2 separate regions of the Homo sapiens genome follow, and region 1 is linked to region 2. Evidence: chromatin loops called from intact Hi-C (ENCODE). Cell type or tissue: Calu3. All regions are shown on one strand. Links, peaks and the distances in the headings refer to the core of each region. The heading gives the core; the rest is flanking DNA. Region 1 holds the start of TMSB15B-AS1 (TMSB15B antisense RNA 1). Region 2 has its middle 13 kb from the start of RAB9B.

Region 1 (11,910 bases), core at 1,766-9,765, 73 kb after region 2:
TTTTATTAGTTATTTTTCTAGGTTCTCGTTCATGGGCATGTTTTCATTTTACTCATATTTTCCTTTTTCACTCTCATGCTCTCTCGCGTGTATGGTGGGATTTTCCCGACTTTCATTGTGTGTGATGTGGCAACAGATCACGTCCAGAAGCAGTTACAAGAATCCAGCTGACTTTTCCTAGGTGAGAAGTCTGGGGGATTTTCAATTATCTAAAAGAAAGTTGATCACCACTCTACGGCTTTAGAAAAAATATTTTTCATATGCGTTTGTAATTTATGTTAACACGATGTGATAGGTTTTTTTTTGTTGTTGTTTTTTGTTTGTTTGTTTGTTTGTTTGTTTTGAGACGGAGTCTCGCCCTGTTGCCCAGGCTGGAGTGCTGTGGCGCGATCTCGGCTCACTGCAACCTCCACCTCCCGGGTTCACGCCATTCTCCTGCCCCAGCCTCCCGAGTAGCTGGAACTACAGGCGCCCACCACAACGCCCGGCAAGTTTTTCGTGTTTTTAGTAGAGACGGGGTTTCACTGTGTTAGCCAGGATGGTCTCGATCTCCTCACCTCGTGATCCACCTGCTTCGGCCTCCCAAAGTGCTGGGATTACAGGCGTGAGCCACCGCGCCCGGCGGTGATAGATTTTTAAGTATTACTTTAAAGTGGATTTTAAAATAAATTCATCAAAATTTCTGTTATAATAATTTTGAAGTAAATATCGGCAGATATAACTTACAGAAAAGATTTTGGGGTTCCTACTAGTTTTTAGAAGTGTAAAGTTGTCTTGAGAAAAACTGTTCTAGCTATTTAATCATTTGCAAGAGAATCAGATCAATTGAAAACACTGAGCCCCCGTTTTAGTGGTTAAGCCTTTTTAAAAGTCCAATGCCCAATATTCATCAAGACTTTGAAATCATACCGCTGATAGAAAGCTTTTTTGTCACCTTCCTGACTCCCATATGAATGTCAGTAGCATTTCATCCTCAAACATGGTGTTGGGCTTTTGTTTGAGGTCAGTAGCATCTTTTCTTTTCTAGGCATTTTAGGTAAAGTAAGAGATACCAAATATTCACACATGCCATTTTAGCAACCTTTGAGATTTACATTTTTTAAAAAAATTTCTTGGTTTATTCATATAAATCATGTTTATAGATTTTCTAATATTAAATCATACTAGCTTTCTGGGAAAGAAATTCCTTCCTGTGGGTGGCTTCCCTGGATATTAATTAGGTTCCTTCCTATGCCTCATCATGATGAAATTCTTGACCGTGCACAATCACCCAGTGGTTAAGCTCGGGTTTCTCATGACTTTCACACCCTTGGCCACTTGCTTCCTTCAAAAGCCCCAAGGCCCCGCTGTGTCCTGGGGGACTTCAGGTTCGCAGAAGCAGCCTGGATCCTAGGCTCAGCTGGGCTCCCTCTGCAGCAAGAACCTGGGCTGTGGTGTGGGACAAAACAGGGGCTAGGGAAGTGCGTTGGACCCCTTGAAGAGCCTTTCCTTCACCTGTTTTTGTCTGAGTCTCCAGCTCTCCACACCGCTCACATTTCAGGCACAGTTGTGCTGAGAGAGCAGGCTGTACTCAACCCTGCCCACCCTCAGCTATGGCAAGCTATGCATTCCAGGAATTCTTCTACACCTAGAAGATAAAACCACATGTTTGTCCCGCTAACTTTTCTAAGGTTTTAGATTCTCAGCTATCTACACACAATGGCCAAAGAGCCTCATGTGCTCGTGCTCCCGTCGCAGATGGAAGACAGGAAATCAAAAGATATCCAAGGAAGGGAAAAGGGTCAATAAGAAATTGGTACTCTCCAAAAGTCACACAAACATTAAACCATGAAGGGATGGTTTCCTGATCAGGAATGCAACCCATGATGTCGAGGTGAAAGCGCAGAATTTGAACTCAAAGGCTGCAAGGTGAAGTGGCCTTTGTTTTTATTCCCACAGGGGCAGTTTGAGCAGACACAAGAGTTTAACTTTCTTTAGGTCAGATTTTTTGCTCTTTACTTTTATCAAGAAGAGTTTTAAGGCTAGCTGTCACACCATTATGTGTCTTTTTATACATTTAACCTTTCTATCAATCAGTTAGTATAAGAACTCTCTAAAATCCTTTTAATAAAATTGAGGAGGCTAATTTAAGGGATCGATCTTTTGGCCATTGACAATTATAATTCTTAATAGTGTACTGAATTTCAATAGTGACTGGATGCAATAGGCTTTTCAGAGAACAAGTAATCCCAAAGATTCCCCCTGTTCCCAGACATAGGCTAAAAGTAACAAATGACTCCTGGGATTGCTGTTTACCAGCACTCGCTAGCTAGACCAGCGGTCCCCAACCTTTCTGGCATTTTCTTGGAAGACAATTTTTCCATGGACTGGCATTGAGGGGATGGTATTGGGATGATTCAAGGGCATTACATTAATTGCACACTTTATTTCTATTATTATTACATTGTAATATATATTGAAATACTTATACAACTAACCATAATGTGGAATCAGTGGGAGCCCTGAGCTTGTTTTCTTCCAACTAGACGGTCCCATCTAAGAGTGATAGGAGAGGATGACATATTATCAGGCAATAGATTCCCATAAGGAGTGTGCAACTGAAGATCCCTCACATGTACAGTTCACCAAAGGGTTCTCGTTCCTATGAAACTCTAATGCTGCTGACCTGACAGGAGGCAGAGCTCAGGCGGTAATGCCAGTAGTGGTGAGTGGATGTAAATATAGATGAAACTTCTGCTGCTCGCTGATGCTCACCTGCTGCTGAAACGGCCCGGTTCCTAACAGGCCACGGACCTGTATCAATACCTGGATTATGGGTTGGTGATCCTTGCTCGAGACAATAAAGTTTGAGATGACAAAAGCCCCTTATGGATGAGACTTCTTATGACAAATCCTGCCGAGAGCTAGGCACATTCAGAACAAAATAAAATCTCTCCGCTTCCCAGCGAAGAGATTTGTTAGACCAGACACCTGCTTTGACCCAAAAATCACTTCCCCTGGATGGTGGCAAGCAAGAGAGAGTGCTTCCTCTTGCTCACAAATCAAGCTCTCAAGAACACAGATCAAGACAAGAGGGAACTTTATCCTGTAACCCTCTCTATGAACAACACAGAAAGACAAAGTCAAAGGAATACACTGTTTCTGGCATGAAAGGGATAAAAAATGTGAATATTCATACCACAAAGTAGTGTAAGGTGTACCAGAGTTGCTACACCTAGACCAGTCACACAACAATCTTTTTCTCCTAGGCATGAAACCTTGTAGAGGAGACAAACAGAGGGATTTGTTTTGTACCATCTGCCCAACTGGGTTGTACAGAGAGAGAAGCTGGGGGCCTGACTGGTAAGAAATTCTTGCCCTTTTGCCACCTTGTCAGATGACTGCATTCCCTTAACTTCAGGTTCCAGAAGAGTGGAGTGGCTTTGGTGACCCTTCTTGCTATACCAAATTGTGTGAAGGTTTGCTAAGAAATCAACTCACAAAAGGCAGATTAACAAGAGAAAAAGCATACAAGGCCGGGCGCAGTGGCTCACACCTGTAATCCCAGCACTATGGGAGGCTGAGGCAGGCGGATCACGAGGTTAGGAGATCGAGACCATCCTGGCTAACACGGTGAAACCCCGTCTCCACTAAAAATACAAAAAATTAGCCCGGCGTGGTGGCGGGCGCCTGTAGTCCCAGCTACTTGGGAGGCTGAGGCAGGAGAATGGTGTGAACCTGGGAGGGGGAGGTTGCAGTGAGCAGAGATTGCACCACTCCAGCCTGGGTGACAGAGCGAGACTCCGTCTCAAAAAAAAAAAAAGCATACAAATTTATTTAACATATATACACTGCAGCCTTCGGAGCAAAGGCAGAAAGGTACAGGGTAAATTGTCTATTTATATGCTCAGGTTCAACAAAGTATGGACAGCCCTGTAGAAATATGATGGGACAAAAAGGCTAAGACCTAATGCTAATCCAGCAGGGCTTGTTTGTCTAGACTGTGCTTGGCTTCTGTGAACACAGATTTCTTCCTCCTGGGTATGGGGCAGGACCCTCTCTGTAATGGGGTCTTGTGACCTGCAGTCAAACAAGGTCAGATCATTTCTTTATGACCAGTTTTACACAAAAAAGGTGGAGGAAAAATTAGAAAAGTATTTTTAGGCTTTGTGACTATCTTTAGAAAAAAAGGCTTCTGGTTTCTAGGACCCACCTTGGGGAAGAGGGATTCTGGTCTGTACAGTTAGCTCCCTGGGAAGAATGGGGCTGACAGACAGGAGGACCCAGGACCTCAGAGAACATCTTTTACATCCGAGACTACTTCTGGGGCCTTTATTTTGGGGTATCATGCTCTGAGCCCCAACAATAGAAGTCAGCTGCATGTGCAAGTTCATCACTTACAATTTTTACTTTCCTCAAAAACACTAAGAAAACAATACAGACCAAACCTTTGCCACTGTAAAACTAGGATTGCCTTTCCTCAAGCTTCCAGTAACATCTTCCTAGTTTCGGTCTCATAACTCACCACAAGCACCTTTAACACTCATAGCTCTAGCAACATATCGGTGATCATGATATATGTATTCTCTAAGTCAGAGATCCTTTGTCTGCAGCAAATAATTCTTTTCTTAACCCTCACTTGAATTGCATTTGGTGTCCATATTTCCCCCAGCCATCTCCTAAAGGCCCTCTAGGCTTCTTGTGCCATGCATGTCAAAATGCTTCCAGTCTCTATCCATTATCTAGTTCCAAAGCTGCTTCCACTCTTTCAGGTGTTAGCTATCAGATCTGTCTGGCAACAGAATCCCTATTGGTTTGCTCTGTTAGCCTGACAATGTACCACAGACCTGGGTGGCCTAAACAGCAGACATTAATTGTTCACAGTTCTGGAGGTTGGAAGTCCAAATCAAAGCGTCAGCTGGGTTGTTTCCTTCTGAGTAATAAGAGGGAAGGATCTCTTCCAGGGATTTTTCCTCAGCTTGTAGATGGCCCACTTCTCTGTATGCTACTTCACATTTTCTTCCCTGTACACATGTCTCTTTGTCTGAATTTCCCCTTTTGATAGGCACAATGCACGCTAGCCATTTCGAGTTAGAGCCCACCCTAATGAATGTAATTTAACTTCAGTATCCCACTAAAAAACCCATCTTCAAGTAGGAGAGAGACGAGGGGTCAGGAGTCCAATAGATGTATTTGGTGTTTTTTTTTGGGGGGGGGGACACAACTGAACCCATAGGACATAGGAATCCTGAGTTGTAGGTGGGAATACCTCCTGCCTCTTCCATTATGTTAAGAGAACACTGGTAACTGATGAAGGGAAAGAAGGTGACTCCTACCCATCTTTTTTCAAGACTACTTGAATGTTGAGTAATTTTATACACACACACACGCACACACACACACATTTATATATATATATATATATATATATATATATATATATAAAATCTGGTTTATTCCATTAAATTCTCTAGGTATAATGAGAGTGAAAAAGCTAAGGAACATTGTTAGAGATATAATGTTGATCTGACTAATCCTTATAAAGGGAAACCTAGGAATATAAGAGACAGAAATGACCATGTAGTAAAGGGATTAAATGGAAAATTATTAAATGAAAATTATTACTGTCCTTGAAGCAAGTTGCGCTATAGATATATTAGAGTTGACAATGTTTAGTTCTCGGAAAAAGAATGCATGAAAAATCTTCAGGACGCCACAGGCCACCTGCCCCTCCCCTTTACTACCTCCCCCCGCAAGAGGTAATAAGAACCCATTAATCTCATGACCTCAGGTCTCAATCACACACCCCTTTGTCAAAGTTTACCCCCGTTATTTCTCAGATTCTTACATGAGCTCGGAAACTAGCGTTCCCCTGTATTTTACTTGCAGCCTCTCAACAGGTGCCTGCCTTGAGAAAATTAGCCTCTGGGGTAGAGTCGACTTTTGTCCACTGGGGGTCGCAGATCCCAGTCCTCAGGGCCTCAAGACTGTGCCGCGAAGGAAGGAAAGGAAGGGTTGGGAGCAGCCTCTTCTGAAAACCTGATACCTCCCCTCCACCGCCTCCTCTGTCGCCAGGCGGAAAATTCCCTCTCCCATCTTCTGAACACAAGCCAAAGTGCCTCCTGCACTCCCGCCCCCCGTACATTTCCTGCGGGAAACCGTCGGCCTACCAGCTCTGCAATCAGCCGCACAGAATTCAAATTCGGATTCGGCTTTGATGACCTGCCGGAGAGAAAGGGACTAGAAGTTGGATGACCTCCCACCCCCATATTCCTTCCCAGGAAGAGATGAGGAGATGCAAAAGGGGTTCAAGACAGCTTGCGATCGTCTTCTCCCGCCCCTTGCCACCTCCCCGAACACCCGCCCCCGACGCCCGACAACACCCCCGCCCACTTCAATCCAGGCAAATCATAAATCCTACCCAGTCGGCAGCATCCAGATGAGCCACAACTCCTTTCTCAGCGCAACCAGGCCATGGGAGTGCTCCATCCCCTGCCTCGCAGTTACTGATTCTCCAAGCCGGGCGCCGCCCAGTCCTGGTGGGGCTTCCCCCACCCCTCTCCGCGCCGGGAAATCGCGCGCTCTTTCTTTACCTGCGCTCCACTGGTGGGCAGCGTATGCTCCCGCGTCGACAGCTCTGTTTCGCCTTCCGGTCCCCATAGCTCTGCAGGGGAACAGGATCGCTGGCGCCTCCTGGGCCGCTAAGCGACCCCGGGGCTGCCCGGCTTAGCGAGTGCTTCGCAGAGAGGTAGCCGAGTCGAGGCAGCGCGGTTCCCAAGGAAGTCACGGCTGCGGCCACCCTCCAGTTCGGACCTCCGGGCAGCCGCGGTTGCTTTCAGTCTCTGCCCATTGAGACAAAAGAGCGTGACAAGCCGCGCGACGCGGCCAATCAGCGGGGCGAGGAGGCGGCCTACCCAAGCAGCCTCTGGCCCTGAAGCTACTGCTAGCAAGACTCGGGAGCTGGCTGGCGGGGGCTGAGGCCGACAGGCACGGGAGCCGGCGCGGCGTCAAGTGGAGCTCGGACGCACGGACCAGGCCCATTTCCCTTTCATCTGTGAGTTTGCTGCTACCCCGTCGCTTCCCTTCTCCCCATCCCCTTCCGCCTCGGCTCTGCTCCGGGCTTTGAGACCGGATGCCTGAAACACGAGGTGGGACAGAAACCAAGTGAACAATGAGAGTTCCTTACCTTTGTATAGGGGGAAGGGGGGAAACAGCATTTACTGAGTGCTTTCTGTGTGCGGATGCGCCTGTCTCCTTTCTTCTCAGCAGCCCTGTGAAGGAGGTAGCAGTGTGCCCACTTAACAGGAAAGGACTGAAACACCCAGGCGGTACAGTTAGGAAGTGCAGAGCTAAGAGCTCACTCCCAAGTCAACATATCTGACTTCAAAGGCTACCCCTTGCCAACACTCCTCTATTCTGTTAGATTAAGGGATAGCGGAGAAAAACCAAAGCCAGGATGGGAGGACCAACTTGGGACTGCATAGAATTAGTGAGCAAGAACTGTTATCTCCATTTCACAGATGAAGAAACTGAGCCAAAGACAGAGAGGTTAAGCGTCTTGCACTGTATCCCGCAGCAAAGAAGTTACAGCATCCAACTTAGCACCTGTATGTTGCTCTCTAGATGCTAATTGTTTGCCCTGCAGCATTGTCTGAAGAGCACTTTTGCACAGGTAGTCTCAAACCATCTCAACAGCAGTCTCAATGTGATGATAGTGCTGAGGGAGGGGGTGAGGAGGTAGTAGGGAGAGGGCTGAGGGAAGATGAAGGCAACCTTTATGGTGCCCATTGTACAGAAGAGGAAACTCTTCTTGGCACTCTTCTTTCCTTCGTTTTTTTAAAAATACTTTTTTTTATACTACAAAAAGCTGCCCTTTTTATAAAAGCAACATAATTTCGACAGCCCTTTGTGACGCCAAGGGAGGCAAGGCTCAGAGAGGTAAAATGATTTGTCTGAAATTACAAGGTGAAGCCAAAATTTGGACCGAATCTCTGAATCCAGAACTCATACTATTAACTAAAGTGAGTAAAAAGTGGGCTGCCTCAGAATCATTTTGGAGAGCTTGTTATAAATGCAGATTCCTGGGCCTTACCCCTGGGGGATTTTGATGTACTAGGACTACAGGTAAAGAGTGTGATTTGTAGTTTTAAACAGCCCCATAGTTGATTCTGAGGTGTAGAGAGATTCGTGAACCACTGTTCTAAACACCACCACGTGATGCTGAAGGTTATAAGTAAATGGGCCTGTCATCAGTGTATTTGTCCATGGCATATCTGTTATGAAATGTAACTCCAGAGCACAGGTTCCTACCCGCGGTCCTTCCTGGAACTGTATGCAAAGAATCTGGACTCCGTACATTCTTCTGAGTCCACAGCTTTGCAGATTTTCAAATGGGTCTGTCATAATGTCTTCCTTCTTCAAGCCATGCTTGATGAAGAAGTGTGAGAAATCAAACCCCATTTAACCTAACCCCCAAACCACAGCTCTCTGTTGCTGATATGGCTCTTTCATTTCCTGGCTCAAGGACAGGTTGCTAGGTTGCCCTTCTGTGAGCTCTTCAGGGGACTTCTCCTTTGCTGGATTTGGCATCACTGGCCCCAGAGAAGGAGCAACTCCATGGAAACAGCATGCAGGGCTGTCCAAAGTGAATGGCCATGAAGGCAGTGGCTGGAAAACCTGCTCCATTTTTCCCTGACTTAGAGAGCAGGTATTACTTCCTTTATGTATAGTGTGGCTAGGAGGCTCCTGTGGGGCCTGTTCTTGACTCCTGATGCTTGGAAGCAAGTGAACAGTCTGAAGCCCTTCCACTGCCGTTGGCTTCATCTTCAGCCTGCCAAGGCACTTCACTCACTCATTTCCACCCTCTTATTTACAACCCCAAGATGTAGAGTTCCTTGGAGTAAACAATACAGATTTGGAGATGAAGCACTTTCCATCTCAGGATTGTGGCCTGTGGATGGAACAGTGGGGTAGTGGTGGTGGAAGGTGGAAAGTGTGGATGTATGGAGAAGGCAGGTTGCTCACCTCGCACACTTAGGGGTGATGGTGGCAGTAGCTCTTAGGTTTCCTTCAGACTTTTGCTTCTGCTCCCCTGTCCCGTGACATCTGACTCTTGCCTCCCAGAAGACTCTTGTTCAGTGTTTAAATTGGCTTTATCACCAAATTAGGTATTTGCAGCTGGACTTGGTAGGGATGGAATCACATAAGACCAAGAATAGGTGTCAGAGCTCGGACAAAAATAATGACAGGAAATGGATTGTGTAAAGGTGCCAGAGTTGGACTACTGGAACAAAGCGAGAGACATTTTGTGCAGGGATGGGGGGAGTATTTGCAACCTGGCTCCAATTGGATACAGGACATCCTATCTCTGGCCTCATGTGTGTGAGTCTGTTCCAACTGATGGCTCTAATGAGACCACATTTTGTAATTTTAACACATAAACCTTAGAAGCTTGAAGGTTTAGAGATAAAGCTTTCAGCTGAAACAATAATAGCTGCCTTTGGCTGCCTTCCTCCTTTGTACCAGGAACTTTCTATCTGTTATCTCATTTAAGCTTCCCAGCAACACTGTTGAGACAGCCATTGTATCCCATTTTGCAGAGAGGGAAACTGAATTTCAGGGATGTTAAGTAACTTGTGTAAGGCTTCACAACTTTTAAGTGCAGGCACTGGGATTGCAGGCCAGGGATGTCAAACTCCAAAGCCCATGAAAACTCTTCTTTGCTGCCTTCCAAACAAGCAGTCTAAAAGGCATTCTGCAGATAACCCAGTTCATTAGACCGATTGCAGCTTTTAGAACAATTTAGTTGTTATCTTGCCTTTATTCCTATTATCTCTCTCTCTCTCTCTTTTTTTTTTTTTTGAGACGGAGTCTCCCACTGTCACCCAGGCTGGGGTGCAGTGGTGCGATCTCAGCTCACTGCAAGCTCTGCCCTATTATCTCATTTTTATTTAATTTATTTATTTATTTATTTTTTATTAGTGCTATACTTTAAGTTCTAGGGTACATATGCACAACGTGCAGGTTTGTTACATATGTATACATGTACCATGTTGGTGTGCTGCACCCATTAACTCGTCATTTACATTAGGTATATCTCCTAATGCTAACCCTCCCCCCTCCCCCACCCCACGACAGGCCCCAGTGTGTGATGTTCCCCATCCTGTGTCCAAGTGTTCTCATTGTTCAATTCCCACCTATGAGTGAGAACATGCAGTGTTTTGTTTTCTGTCCTTGCGACAGTTTGCTCAGAATGATGGTTTCCAGCTTCATCCATGTCCCTACAAAGGACATGAACTCGTCCTTTTTTATGGCTTCATACTATTCCATGGTGTATATGTGCCACATTTTCTTAATCCAGTCTATTATTGACGGACATTTGGGTTGGTTCCAAGTCTTTGCTATCGTGAATAGTGCTGCAATAAACATGCATGTGCATGTGTCTTTATAGCAGCATGATTTATAATCCTTTGGGTATATACCCAGTAATGGGATGGCTGGGTCAAATGGTATTTCTAGTTCTAGATCCCTGAGGAATCGCCACACTGTCTTCCACAATGGTTGAACTAGTTCACAGTCCCACCAACAGTGTAAAAGTGTTCCTGTTTCTCCACATCCTCTCCAGCACCTGTTGTTTCCTGACTTGTTAATGATCACCATTCTAACTGGTGTGAGATGCTATCTCATTGTGGTTTTGATTTGCATTTTTCTGATGGCCAGTGATGATGAGCATTTTTTCATGTGTCTGTTGGCTGCATAAATGTCTTCTTTTGAGAAGTGTCCATATCCTTCACCCACTTTTTGATGGGGTTGTTTGATTTTTTCTTGTACATTTGTTTAGGTTCTTTGTAGATTCTGGATATTAGCCCTTTGTCAGATGGGTAGATTGCAAAAATTTTCTCCCATTCTGTAGGTTGCCTATTCACTCTGATGGTAGTTTCTTTTGCTGTGCAGAAGCTCTTTAGTTTAATTAGATCCCATTTGTCAATGGATCATTTGTTGCCATTGCCTTTGGTGTTTTAGACATGAAGTCCTTGCCCATGCCTATGTCCTGAATGGCATTGCCTAGGTTTTCTTCTAGGGTTTTTATGGTTTTAGGTCTAAAATTTAAGTCTTTAATCCATCTTGAATTAATTTTTGTATAAGGTGTAAGGAAGGGATCCAGTTTCAGCTTTCCTCATATGGCTAGCCAGTTTTCCGAGCACCATTTATTAAATAGGGAATCCTTTCCCCATTTCTTGTTTTTGTCAGGTTTGTCAAAGATCAGATGTTTGTAGATGTGTGGTATTATTTGTGAGGGCTGTGTTCTGTTCCATTGGTCTATATCTCTGTTTTGGTACCAGTACCATGCTGTTTTGGTTACTGTAGCCTTGTAGTATAGTTTGAAGTCAGGTAGCGTGATGCCTCCAGCTTTGTTCTTTTGGCTTAGGATTGTCTTGGCAATGCGGGCTCTTTTTTGGTTCCATATGAATTTTAAAGTAGTTTTTTCCAATTCTGTGAAGAAGGTCATTGGTAGCTTGATGGGGATGGCATTGAATCTATAAATTACCTTGGGCAGTATGGCCATTTTCAAGATATTGATTCTTCCTATCCATGAGCATGGAAGGTTCTTCCATTTCTTTGTATCCTCTTTTATTTCGTTGAGCAGTGCTTTGTAATTCTCCTTGAAGAGGTCCTTCACATCCCTTGTATGTTGGATTCCTAGTATTATCTGATTTTTAAAAATGAAATTACTAATATAACTTATGGAACAACTTATATACCAGTTGCTGTGCTAAGCACTTTCCATACTTTGTCTCATGCATCCTTCATGACAATCATTTTACATATATAGATACTGAGGATCAGAGAGATGCAGAAACTTGGCCAAGGTTATAAAGCTAGGAAGTGACAGAGTGAAATTCAAACCGAGGGCTGGCTGAATCCAGAGCC
Region 2 (11,910 bases), core at 1,390-9,389:
CCTTCTCTCTTTCACCCCCAACTGCTACCACAAGATAGAATAACTAGCACACTAGAACAAGCAATGCAGACTTAAAAAATGATAGCTATAACCTGAACCAGTGGTCAATATTAGCCTCGCTTAGAAATTGATCAAGGACTTGCATCAATTCACAAAGCATTTATTAAAAAAAATCATCTGAATCTCAGTAAGACCAGGGAGATTTCTGGCATTTTAACTCATCCTATTCCCATCCTCTCTCCTCACTTCTGTGGTAAACTTGAAAACCAACAACTCACAATCACACTGAAAACCAGCAGTCTTGCAGTCACTGGAGGGGTCAGAATGGGACTGGAACACTTCCAAAGCCTCATCCCCAGAGAATTGTCATTATTTGACTGGTCTGGCAGTTTCCTGGAAACCCCCACTCACAGAGTTTCTCTTTAATTCACCTGACTCAGAGCTTGCTCATAGCAGAATACTCTTTTCCTCAGAGCATTTGTCTAAAACAACCAGCAGCAATTGTTTAACATTGCAGTTGCCTGTGGTAACGATAACAATGGGAGAAAACAAGAAATTGACATAAAAACATAGAAGGAAAATCTGAGGAGTGAGATGTCTATAGGTGGCATTAATCATTTCGGTAGACACAGAAAAAGTAGGTGACAAAATCCAACACCCTTTCCTTGATAAAAAAAAAATCAACAAACTAGAAGCATAAAAGAAATTCCTCAATCTTATAAAGGACATAAATGAAAAACCCACTGTGAGCATCACATTTAAGGATAAAAGACTAGATGCTTTTCATCTGAGATCAGGAACAAGACAAGGATGCCCATTCTCGTCTCCAATTTAACATTGTATTGGAGGTTGTAGCCAGGGCCATTAGGCAAGAAGATGAAGCAAAAAGTATCCAGATCGAAAGGAAGAAGTAAAACTATTTTTATTTAAAGATTACATGTTCATAAATATAGAAAATCCTAAGGAATCTATTAAAAAACTACTAAAGCTTGCAAAGAACCTGAACAGTCATTTCTCTAAAGAAGAATAGACATTTCTCATAAGAAAACATAAAAATGGCCATCAAATATGAAAAATTGCTCAACCTCACTAATCATCAGGGAACTGCAAATCCAAACCACTATGAGATATCACCTCATACTCACTAGGATTGCTATAATAAAAAAGACAAGAGATAACAAATCTTGGTGAGAGTGTGAAGAAAGGAGAACCCTTGTATACTGTTGGTGAGAATATAGGTTGGTGCAACCATTATAAGAATCAGTATGGAGAGTCCTAAAAAAATTTAAAACAGAACTACCATATAACCTAGCAAACCTACTCCGAATTATAAACTCAAGGGAGATGAAATCACCACATTAGAAAGATATCTGCCCTCCCTTGTTCATTGTAGCATCATTTGTAATAGTCAAGATATGGAATCAACCTAACTGTCCATCAATAGGTAAATGAATAAAGAAAATGTGGTACATATACACAGTGGAGTACTATTTAGCCATAAAAAGGAGACTGCCATTTGCCACAATATGGATGGTACTGGAGTACATTATGCTAAGTGAAAGAAGCCAGACATAGAAAGAAAAATATTGCATGATCTCACTTATATGTGAAATCTTTTTAAAAAAAGGTCAAATATATAGAGATAGAGAATAAAACAGTGGTTACCAGGGGTGGGGAGTTTTAATTCAAAGGATACAAAGTAGCAGACATGTAGGATGAACAACTCTAGAGAGTGAATGTACACCGTAAAGACTATAGTTAATAAAATTGTATTGTATTAGAGATTTTTATTAAATAGATTTTAGCTGCTCTTGTCACACACGCATAAGAGTAACTATGTAAGATAATAGGTACGTTAATTTGCTTCACTATAGTAACTGCTTTTCTATCTATACATATCCCATAACATCATGTTTTATACCTCAAATATAAGCAATAACATTTATTTAAAAAACGATTAAATATAAGTGAGTTCAGAAAGTTTTCAGAGTAAAAGCCAATATATAAAAATAAATAATGTTTCCATAGATTAGCAATGAACAATCTAAAAGGAAAATTAAGAAAACAATTCCATTTATAATAGCATCAAAAGGAATGAAACACTTAAAAATAAATTTAACAGAAGTTCAAGATGTGTACACAGAAAGCAAAACCACATCATTGAAAGAAATTAGAGAAGACCTAAATAAATGGAAAGACACCCCATGTTTATGGACTGGGAGATTTAAAATTGCTAAGATGGTAATATTCCCCTAACTAATCTACAGATTGTACACATTCCCTATGAAAATCACATCTGCCTTTTTTTTTTTACAGAAATTGACAAGCTGATGCTAAAATTTATATGGAAATACAAGGGACCAAATTAGTTAAATCACTCTTAAGAAAGAAAAACAAAATTGTAGGACTCATACTTCTTGATTTCAAGGCATACTACAAAGCTACAGTAATCAAGATAGCATGGTACTGACATAACAACAGACATATAGACCAAATGAAGTAGAATTGAGAGTTCATACATAAATCATAAGCTTTATGGTCAATTAATAATATTTTTGATACAGAAAACTTAAAAACACCAGGCATGAGGGCTTCCTTTAATATATTTTGGCAGTCCAGATTAACAGAATCTATCGAGAGAGAACATGGAAGACATAGGAACTTCTGATGGTAAGCTCAGTCATCTAAGCAAAGAGTATTCCTTCCTCGACCTTCCCCACTCCTAAGGAGATTCAGCATTGCTCTATTTAGCCAAGGTCTTTTAAGGCCTGTGGCAGAGGTTTTTGGACTAGGGTCTATGAATAGGATCAAGTGGTTCATAAAACCTCTAAAATTCTAAATAATAATTTATGAATGTGTGGATCTCTACATTTTTCTAGGGAAAAATTCTACAGCTTTCATCAGATTCTCAAAGGGGTTCATGACCAGAAAAGGTTAAGAATCACTCACTGAAGGGTCCTTCTCTGGGATTTAGGCCAGCCAGCAGTCCTGAACTGCCCTAATTGAAATGTAACTGGATAACTTAGTTGAGGCAACTATTTCTTTAGAACTTTTCTTGGTGCTATGAACAGACCGGCTTGAGACTGGCTTTGGGGCACCTTTTTAGTATTATATAATGTACCTAAATCCTACCTAGTCTTGCTCTGCTGCCATGACTTACGCGGACCTGATATTGCCCATTACTATGATGGTCGTTTCCTGCCTCATCCTGGATCCTGACTAGATCTGTGGTAGTATCACTATTATGTTGATGTCACTAGCACAACCTTTTTCTGACTATTCTGTCAGGACACTTCAGTCATCCTAGATTGATGAATTAGGAGAATTATTATGTCATTGACAAAAAAATTTATAAAGCAGGAGTGGAGGGAGAACTGCTTCAAAAGAAGTTGCTGAGTTTCTTTGTAGACATATTAAATGACGGTGGGACATATGAGTAGAAACCACCAGCAGATGCTGCGTCATTTTTGTCTACTGCCTGGCCCCTGTGAGAACCTGAGTTTGTGAGCACTGGCTATAACTGAATCCTTGGGAAAACCCCAGTTAGGGGACTGGAGGAGAAAGAGGATTGCTTAACAAGATCAAGAAGAAACAGTTATACAGGTGAGATCCTAAAGAAGGAGACACTGCAATAAATCTTGGATAAGGGTTCTAGAAGTAATGGGATAAGAGCATGAGTGAAACAATTAGTTTTGGATAAGAGGAAGAAAGTTTCCAGTATCTAATTAGAGACAGAGACTCTTGGAGTTCCAAAGATGCCTAGCCCATCACTGTCATTTTCCAGGCTTGTGGTATATTAAAAGAAAATAATAAAGACATGTCAAAACAGGATCTAAACATTGTGAGATGTTTAAAATGTTTATACTTAACATACTGACACTTCTATCACCACCAAAATTTCCACATAATGTAATATAATATATTTACAAAACAAAAAATTTAAAATGTAACCAGTAATATTCTTTATTGTCTATGGTTTAGTAATAAGACACAAGTTTAAAGTTGTCTAATAAATTTCATTTTCTTTAATCTTGTCAGTTTATGTCAGGAATTAGGACTAGACTTTCTGAATGTACAATCTTTCTGAAAAAACATTAAAAGTCTAAATAGAGGCCTTCAAGAATATGAGACTGGTCAAAATGGTTTTTCCTTTTTTAGAGATGTGAGACTTCTGAAACAGTAGGAATAAAAGGAGGGAATGAGTATGCTAGTCTTTTTTCAGATATATGATTTATGAACACAGTATATAGTTTTTTTTTTTGTTGTTGTTTTTTTTTTTTTTTTTTTTTTGAGACGGAGTTTTGCTCTATCACCAGGCTGGAGTGCAGTGGCGTGATCTCAGCTCACTGCAACCTCTGCCTCCCAGGTTTAAGCGATTGGCCTGCCTACTATTCTGGAGTGGCTGTGACCACAGGTGCGCGCCACCACACCCGGTTAATTTTTGTATTTTTAGTAGAGACAGGGTTTCACAGTGTTGGCCAGGATAGTCTCAATCGCCTGACCTTGTGATCCGTCCGCCTCGGCCTCCCAAAGTGCTGGGATTACAGGTGTGAGCCGCCACACCCGGCCAGTATATAGATTTTTAGATCTTAAAGGAACCTTAAAACCTGATAATCAAAGCTAAATCTGGTAATTCAGATTCTCATTTTATCACAGGCAGAGAACTTCTACAAATTTATGTTACTAGCCTAGACTCAAGATGAGAAATCAAGTCCTCTTCAGAGTTCTCCAAATTTGCCTGATCATATGAATCACCTGGGGGCCTTGTGAAATACGGATAAAACAAATTCTATCCACCTGACCTACTAAATCATAATCTTGATGTGTGGTGCCTGGGAATTTGTATTTTAACAAGGCCCCACAGCAACGTGAGTGTATTATGATCAGGTAGTTTTGGGGGACATTGCATCTGGTTTGCAACTCACTCATCTTTCCATCTTGACACTTGCCCTTCACAATTGCCACAATTTATGGCATTTTAAAGACTAAAATGTTCACATTTTATAAAATTAATTAGGCAGAAGGTTTTGAGTAGTGAATGAAGGCAAAGTTGTGGACTTAGCCTTAATCATCCAATTTACCCTCATTTATGTTCAAGTTGAAGCACTTCGACTTTCAGTCTGTGTTAAATTATTCTGAGGCTGATTTTCATAAGGGTTCTTTTTAGCATGGCATTTGGTTTCTTGAAATCTGAGGACCTCTCAGCTGCAGTTAACCCAGTGTATACTCAAGAATCTCTTCTTGGAGAATGTAAACATTCCATTATCCAGTCACCTTTGATAAAAGACCACTTTCACCAAAAAAGAGCCTCATAACTCACATTTTATAGATGATGAAATGGGCACTCAGAGAAGCTAACTGATTCACCCAAGGTCATATAGCTGTACTGTGGCAGGGCCAAAGCACAAACCTGTTCATCTATCTTGTGTTGACTGAGCATCTGCTTCCCCTGGGAAATACACTCACTGATGGGGATACAAAGGTGAAGAAGACTTGGTCCCTACCCCAAAAGAAGCCCAGGTCTTCAGATTGCAGAATAAGTCAGACAGCCTGAAGATGCTGGGCCACCACTAATGTCACTTCAACTTCATCAGAGCAAGTAGCTTCTAATTTTGACTCCCATATTTATTAAAACAGTCCTTGGGACTGTTTCAGAAGAAAGAGATGTTGGAAACTGTTATCCTAGAGACTTGCTTTGCTTGGTCTCATGACCCTTACATTGTTTAAATTGTCAGTTAAAAATTGGGAAAGCTCATTTTTTGAAAATGTAGACTTCTGAATTATCTTGAAAAAAGAAAACAAAAACAAAAACAAAACACCTCAAGATCTCTTCTTACTGGACCAGTGTTCCCTTGCTGTGATAATCCTTTGGAGGTAAGGCGCTATTGCCTACTTTATTTGGGCTGGTGCTAGCCAATTCAACATAGTTCCTAACCAGCACCTTTTACTCACTCCTACTGCTTACCCTATTCCCAAAGTGTTTAAGTTTGCTAAGCCTGGCCACTAACTTCTGGGGCGACAGTTATTGTCTGAACCATGCTTGACGGCAGGTGGCAGCAGTAAGCTGTTTTATTACCATTTCTCCTCCAAGTTGGAAGGATGTACTGCAGCCGCAATCAGCTTCAGGGATTTTTTCTTTCATTCCTCTGAAAACAAAACAAAACGAAAAACCCAAGGTCATCAGGTTTTAGTTGAGTAATATTTTGACAATGTAAGTTATGAAAAAGAGATTTAGTGTTAGTAATGAGAAAAAGCCAATTGTGTGCAATAGGAATCTACCAGGAAAAAAAGCTGGCTGGCTACCAGGAAGAAAAGTCCTGAACCTGAGAGATAGGGCAAGCTGGCTTGCAGCCACTAGTTGGGGAATCTTTTTTTCACACCACATAATAAAAATTAACTCAGATGAGTCATAGACCTAAATGTAAGAGCTGAAACTTTAAAACCCTTAGAAAAAAAAAACCCATAGGAGTAAATGTTTGTGATCTTGGATTAAGAAATAGTTTTTTAGACATAACACAAAAAAGCACAAGCAACAAAAGAAAAAACAGAAAAATGAGACATCAAAATATAAGGCTTTTGTGTTTCAAGGTACATCATCAAGAAAAGAGACAGTCTCCAGAATAGGAGAAAATGTTTGTGAATCATTGATCTCATAAAGGACTTGTATACAAAATATATAAATAATTCTTGTAACTGAACAATAAAAAGAAGACTGACCCAATTAAAAATTGTTAAAAGATCTGAATAGACATTTCTCCAAAGTATACAAAAGCTAATAAGCATATAAAAAGATGTTCAACATCATTAGTCAACAGAGAAATGTAAATCAAACAATAATGAGATACCACCTCACTCCTCATGGTTAAGGATGGCTATTTAGGATGGCTAAGATACAGACAATAACAAGTGCTGACACCGATGTGAAGAAATGAGAACCTTCATAACTGCTGATGGAATTGTAAATGGAGCAACTGTTTTGGAAAACAGTTTGGCAATTTCTCAAAATGTGACCCAGCAATTCCGTTCCTTGTTACACAGCCAAGAGAAATGAAAACCTGTACACACAAAAGAGTTGTACATGGAGATAAATAGCGGCAATACCCAAAAGATGAAAACAACATGTCTATCAATTGGTGAATGGATAAACAAAATGTGGTAAGCAGTGCCCCCTTATCTGTGGTCTTGCTTTCTGTGGCTGCAGTTATCTGTGATAAACTTCAGTCTGAAAATATTAAATGGAAAATTCTAGAAATAAGCAATTCATATGCTTTAAATTGCATACCATTCTGAGTGTGATGAAATCTGGCATCATCCCACTCTGTCCTGCCTGGGACATGAATGATTCCTTTGTCTAGCATCTCCACACTATATGTTACCTGCCTGCTAGTCACTTAGTCATCTCAGGCATCACAGTGCTTATGTTCAAGTCATCCTTATTTTACTTAATAAAGGCTCCAAAATGCAAGAGTAGTGATGCTGATTCAGATATGCTAAAGAGAAGCCATCAAGTGCCTCTTTTCACTTAAAAGGTAAAAGTTCTTGACTTAATACAGAAAGAAAAAAAATTGTATGCTGAGATTGCTAAGATCTACGGTAGGAATGAATCTTCTATCTGTGAAATTGTGAAGAAGGAAAAATAAATTTGTGCTAGTTTTCCTGTCACACCTCAAACTGCAAAAGTTATGGCCACAGTGCCTGTTAAGTGCTTAGCTAAGGTGGAAAAGTCATTAAATTTGTAGGTGGAAGACATCAATAGAAACATGTTCTGACTGATGGCAGTTGAGTTCAGTACTGTTGAGGTTTCAGGCATCCACTGGGAGGCTTGGAACATATCCCCTCCAGATAAGTGAAGTCTATCTACTGTGTATCCATACAACAGAATATTATTCAGCCAGAAGAAGAATGAAATACTGATACATGCTACAACATGGATCAACTTTGAAAACACTAAGCTAAGTAAAAGAAGCCAGTCACGAAATAATTCTATTTATGTGAAATGTCCAAAATAGGTAATTATATGGAGACAAAAACTAGATTGGTGGTTGCCAGGGGCTGCAAGAAGAAATTGGAGTGACATGATCCTAATGGATATGTTTTTTTTTTTTTTTTCCCCAGAGGAGTTGCGAAAATATTCTGGGGAATAATAGTTGCGAAATACAGTTTTTTGACACTGAGGAAATATGGTTCAGTGTGGGTGATTTTTAGGTGAATGGATGTGGGTTAAAGCAGCTGTGACTATGGCTCAGACCCCCTTCTCTGGCTTTTGGAGGGTCTTTCTTATAGCCTGGCTTTCTGTTGGGTTCCACCTTTGAGAAGTCCTGGCAGGAGATCTGTGAGAGGAAGGCGAATGAGGTCAGGGTGTTTATTCACTCAGCTCACTCTCTGCAGCGTCTCTGTGGGATGGCTAAATTCACAATACTTAATAGATGACTCTCTCAATATCTCCACCTCCCATCAACTAACTTTGCCCACTTCCTCTTCTCCCTCCTACAGGACTGGGAGTAGTAATAACCTCACCATTATTCATCTGGGGTCCTCTGCTATCCCTTGTGATTTTCCTATACCCTACCCACATCTTTCATAATAGTCCTTTTATTACTTTTATTAAATTTTCCTAAATTGTCTCATACAAATGTGCCATCTGTTTTTTGCAATCACCCTGACTAATACACTCATTAGCCTTCACATCCTTAATTCTCACCACAACCTTATGAGGTAGATATTACTATTAACCCTATCTTACAGATTTGCAAATATGAGGCTAAGAGAGTTTAAGTAACATGCCCAAGAACCTTCTGACTCTAGAGCTTTGGCTTCAATACACTATATGGATTTGTTTCCTTTTTTTTTTTTTCCCCACTCTGGTGGTATCCCTGCATCCAGATCCAAGCAATCTGATACACTCTGACCAGTTTATTCTTCCCAAAATATTCATCCAAGGCCCTCTAGGATCTGGCTCTTGTCTATTTTTTATCTTCCCCTGCTTCTTCACTGTACAAATATTCCAGTCAAGCTAAACTGAGCTATTCAATTTTTCCTAAACACACCTTATTAGTCCTAACTCATTCTTGTACTCATAAGGTGCCCCAACCCTGGGTTTCCCTCCTCACCCCAATCCCATATTCTTCTCTGCCGTTTTCAATTTTCCTTTTACTTTGAGGCCCAACTGAAATCCTCCTTCCTCCATAGAGTCTGGCTAATCCTAGTCTGCCACTTTCTAGTAAGTGACCTTCAGCAAGTCATCCTAACCTCTCGAGTCTCAGAGAGTTTGAGCGTTAAATTCATATCAATTATTGGTCCACTGATCTCAAAATACTAATATTTACTGTTCTCAAAATGGCCACCTAGCCTAAGGACTCTTCTCTTCAACAACTTGATCAAGTTTTCACAGTGTTGTCTTGTGTTAAATATCTGCCTTTTTTTTATGGTTGCATAGTATATGAACCCCTTTCCAATTTGGAGGACTTGTCCATTGCATTTTTTTTTTTTGAGACGGATTTTGCTCTTGTTGCCCAGGCTGGAGTACAATGGCATGATCTCGGCTCACTGCAACCTCCACCTCCTGGCTTCAAGCAATTCTCCTGCCTCACTCAGCCTTCCGAGTAGCTGGGATTACAGGCATGCGCCACCACGCCTGGTTAATTTTGTATTTTTAGTAGAGACAGGGTTTCTCCATGTTGGTCAGGTTGGTCTTAAATTCCCGGCCTCAGGTGATCCGCCCGCCTCAGCCTCCCAAAGTGCTGGAATTACAAGCGTGAGCCACCACACCCAGCCCATTGCATACATCTTGATGGAAGAAAAGGCCCTGCCTCTCATTACAGAGACCAAGAGGAGCCAAACATTCCTACTCCCTGCTCCCAGCTATAGGCACATGACCTAGGTTCCGCTACATGACTTAGATGTTTAGCTCCTTCCCATGACTTTGAATGTGGAGGAAGTGGATACAGGGGCAATTGGAAATTTCTCTCTAGCCATAGTTTCACCATCCTTCACAGGCTATAGCATGGTTTAGTATTAATAGTTGGAGAACTTCAGTGTGCAACTGAAACTCCTTGGCATGATGTACGTATGTGGGTGTGGGGGGGCGGGGGAGTGTTTTTGTTAAAATACAGCTTCCTCTGCCCTACATTGACCTGCTAAATCAGGATCCTTGGGAGAGGGACATAAAAATCTTTATTTTTCACAGACTCCTAAGGGCCTTGATGATGCTGATACCCACTAAAGTTTGAAAATCACAGCTCTAGGAGATCTGTAGATAATATGTATAATATGTTATTCGGGCCATACTCATTCTTTCTTTCTTTCCCCATAGCTGTCCAGTATCTCTCATTATTTGGTTCTACAGAAGACTAGATCTATTTTCTCTTCAGAGTCTTTTGCTTTATTTTGAATATTCTTTATATAACCACCACCCAACATACATTAAATACCCAGCCCCCACACACACATCCTGCTCTGACATGTTGAGAGATAAACAGGGCTTATATGCCATCAATCATTCCGCTTATTTCTCATTCTTCTAAGATCAGGAATTTGCTGAGTTTACATAAACCTCTTCCAAGTTCCCAGTCTTTTAAGAATTTAATTTACATTCTTGACACAGCATGGTTGGAAATGATGACAACTTTCAGTGCACTTTGCAAGACTTTTGTTATTTCTTTCACATAAATCCTATCAATTTTATGGATATCTTTAATTTTTTGGTTTAGTGTAAACTGGATTGATGGTATGAATTTATCTCAATCAGTGCTTCCAATCCTTTATTATACTAATGTTAACCACTTGGTTTCATAGGTCATTCTGATTACTTCTCTTTCCCAAGACATTTGAAAATCTCTCCCCAGTCCCTGATCTTTCTTTATATATTGGAGTAAGACATTACTTTCTCTGTCATAGATCTTTTCAGGGGCACGTGCATTCTTCATAAATTGGATCTTTTATCACTTTGAATACAAAACTATAATCAGTCTTCTTGCCACACCTCATGTCTTTTTGACATTTTTATTACAATCTTGGGTAAGTTAAAAATTAACATGGGTCTCTGTTCCTACTCTAAAAGAAGAAGATTGAAATTAAGGCTCTCTAAAGGACCTTCTAGATAGTTTATGCCTACAAAGCACTGGGTAGTTAGATATCAAAACTCAGCACTGGGAAGCAGATACGAAAGTTTCAGTAAATCAAAGCATTCTTGAACGTTATAGAGCAAGGTTTATAAAACTTGCCTCATACCAAGAATATGCTTAGAAGATTGTTTTTTAAATGATGATTCTCTGCAATCTCCCATGCCCATAGATTCTGATTCAGCAAATCTGGGATAAAGACTGGAAATTTACATTTTTAAACAAAGGCCCCAAGCAATTCTTATAATCAGGTAAGCTTAGGAGACACTACTAAAAGAATGAAATATGATGCAGAGTTCTGTTTGTAAGGTTTATTTTTTCTTGAAGTAAAACATACATACAAATTGCATTTTTACAAAGTGAACACACCTGTGTAATCCACACCAAATCAAGAAAAAGAACAGTACCAGCACCCTAGAAGCTCCCTAGTGTGCCCATCCATGCTCCTTAACTACTTCATCTAAGAGTTGCCACAATCCTCATTTCTCCCATCCAAATACTAACCAGGTCTGACGCTGCTTAGCTTCTGTGATCAGATGAGATTGGATGCGTTCAGGGTGGTATGGCCATAGACAGCACAATCCTCATTTCTAACAGCATCGATTGGTTTTGACTGTTTTTGGACGTTGTGTGAATGGAATAAAATACCATGTACTCTTTTGTGTTTGATTTCTTTCTCTTACTGTTATTTTTGTGAGATTTGTTGCTCCCTGAATGACAGTTATTCTTACTGCCATTCTATTGCATGGATATACTGCCACTTATTTATTCATTCTATTGTTGAATTGTT

Evidence for each region. Hi-C counts contacts between places; a loop is a spot of excess contacts. Peaks named below come from ENCODE experiments on the same cell type or tissue, not always from the same donor. Only the 100,000 strongest peaks of a DNase experiment are listed, where the experiment ranks them.
Region 1: a loop joins it to region 2, with 6 times the contacts of the local background. A loop is called at or near these places in 12 of 110 quality-filtered maps.

The regions. Positions count from the first base shown.
Region 1 is chrX:103,912,260-103,924,169 of GRCh38, forward strand. It overlaps TMSB15B-AS1 (TMSB15B antisense RNA 1), which reads right to left and starts at 7,289. Exons shown (of 5, transcript NR_146557.1): 1 at 7,166-7,289; 2 at 6,573-6,821; 3 at 6,150-6,201; 4 at 5,828-5,966. It also overlaps a transcript of TMSB15B not described here. RefSeq lists an enhancer at 7,215-7,304. In Calu3, for the core only: CTCF peaks have their summits at 5,966 (motif pointing right) and 7,243; DNase peaks (open chromatin) are centred at 5,972, 6,552 and 6,862.
Region 2 is chrX:103,839,219-103,851,128 of GRCh38, forward strand. It overlaps the pseudogene RNA5SP511. Among named protein-coding and RNA genes, the nearest start is that of RAB9B, 13 kb to the left of the region's middle. In Calu3, for the core only: a CTCF peak has its summit at 6,054 (motif pointing right); DNase peaks (open chromatin) are centred at 6,053 and 6,323.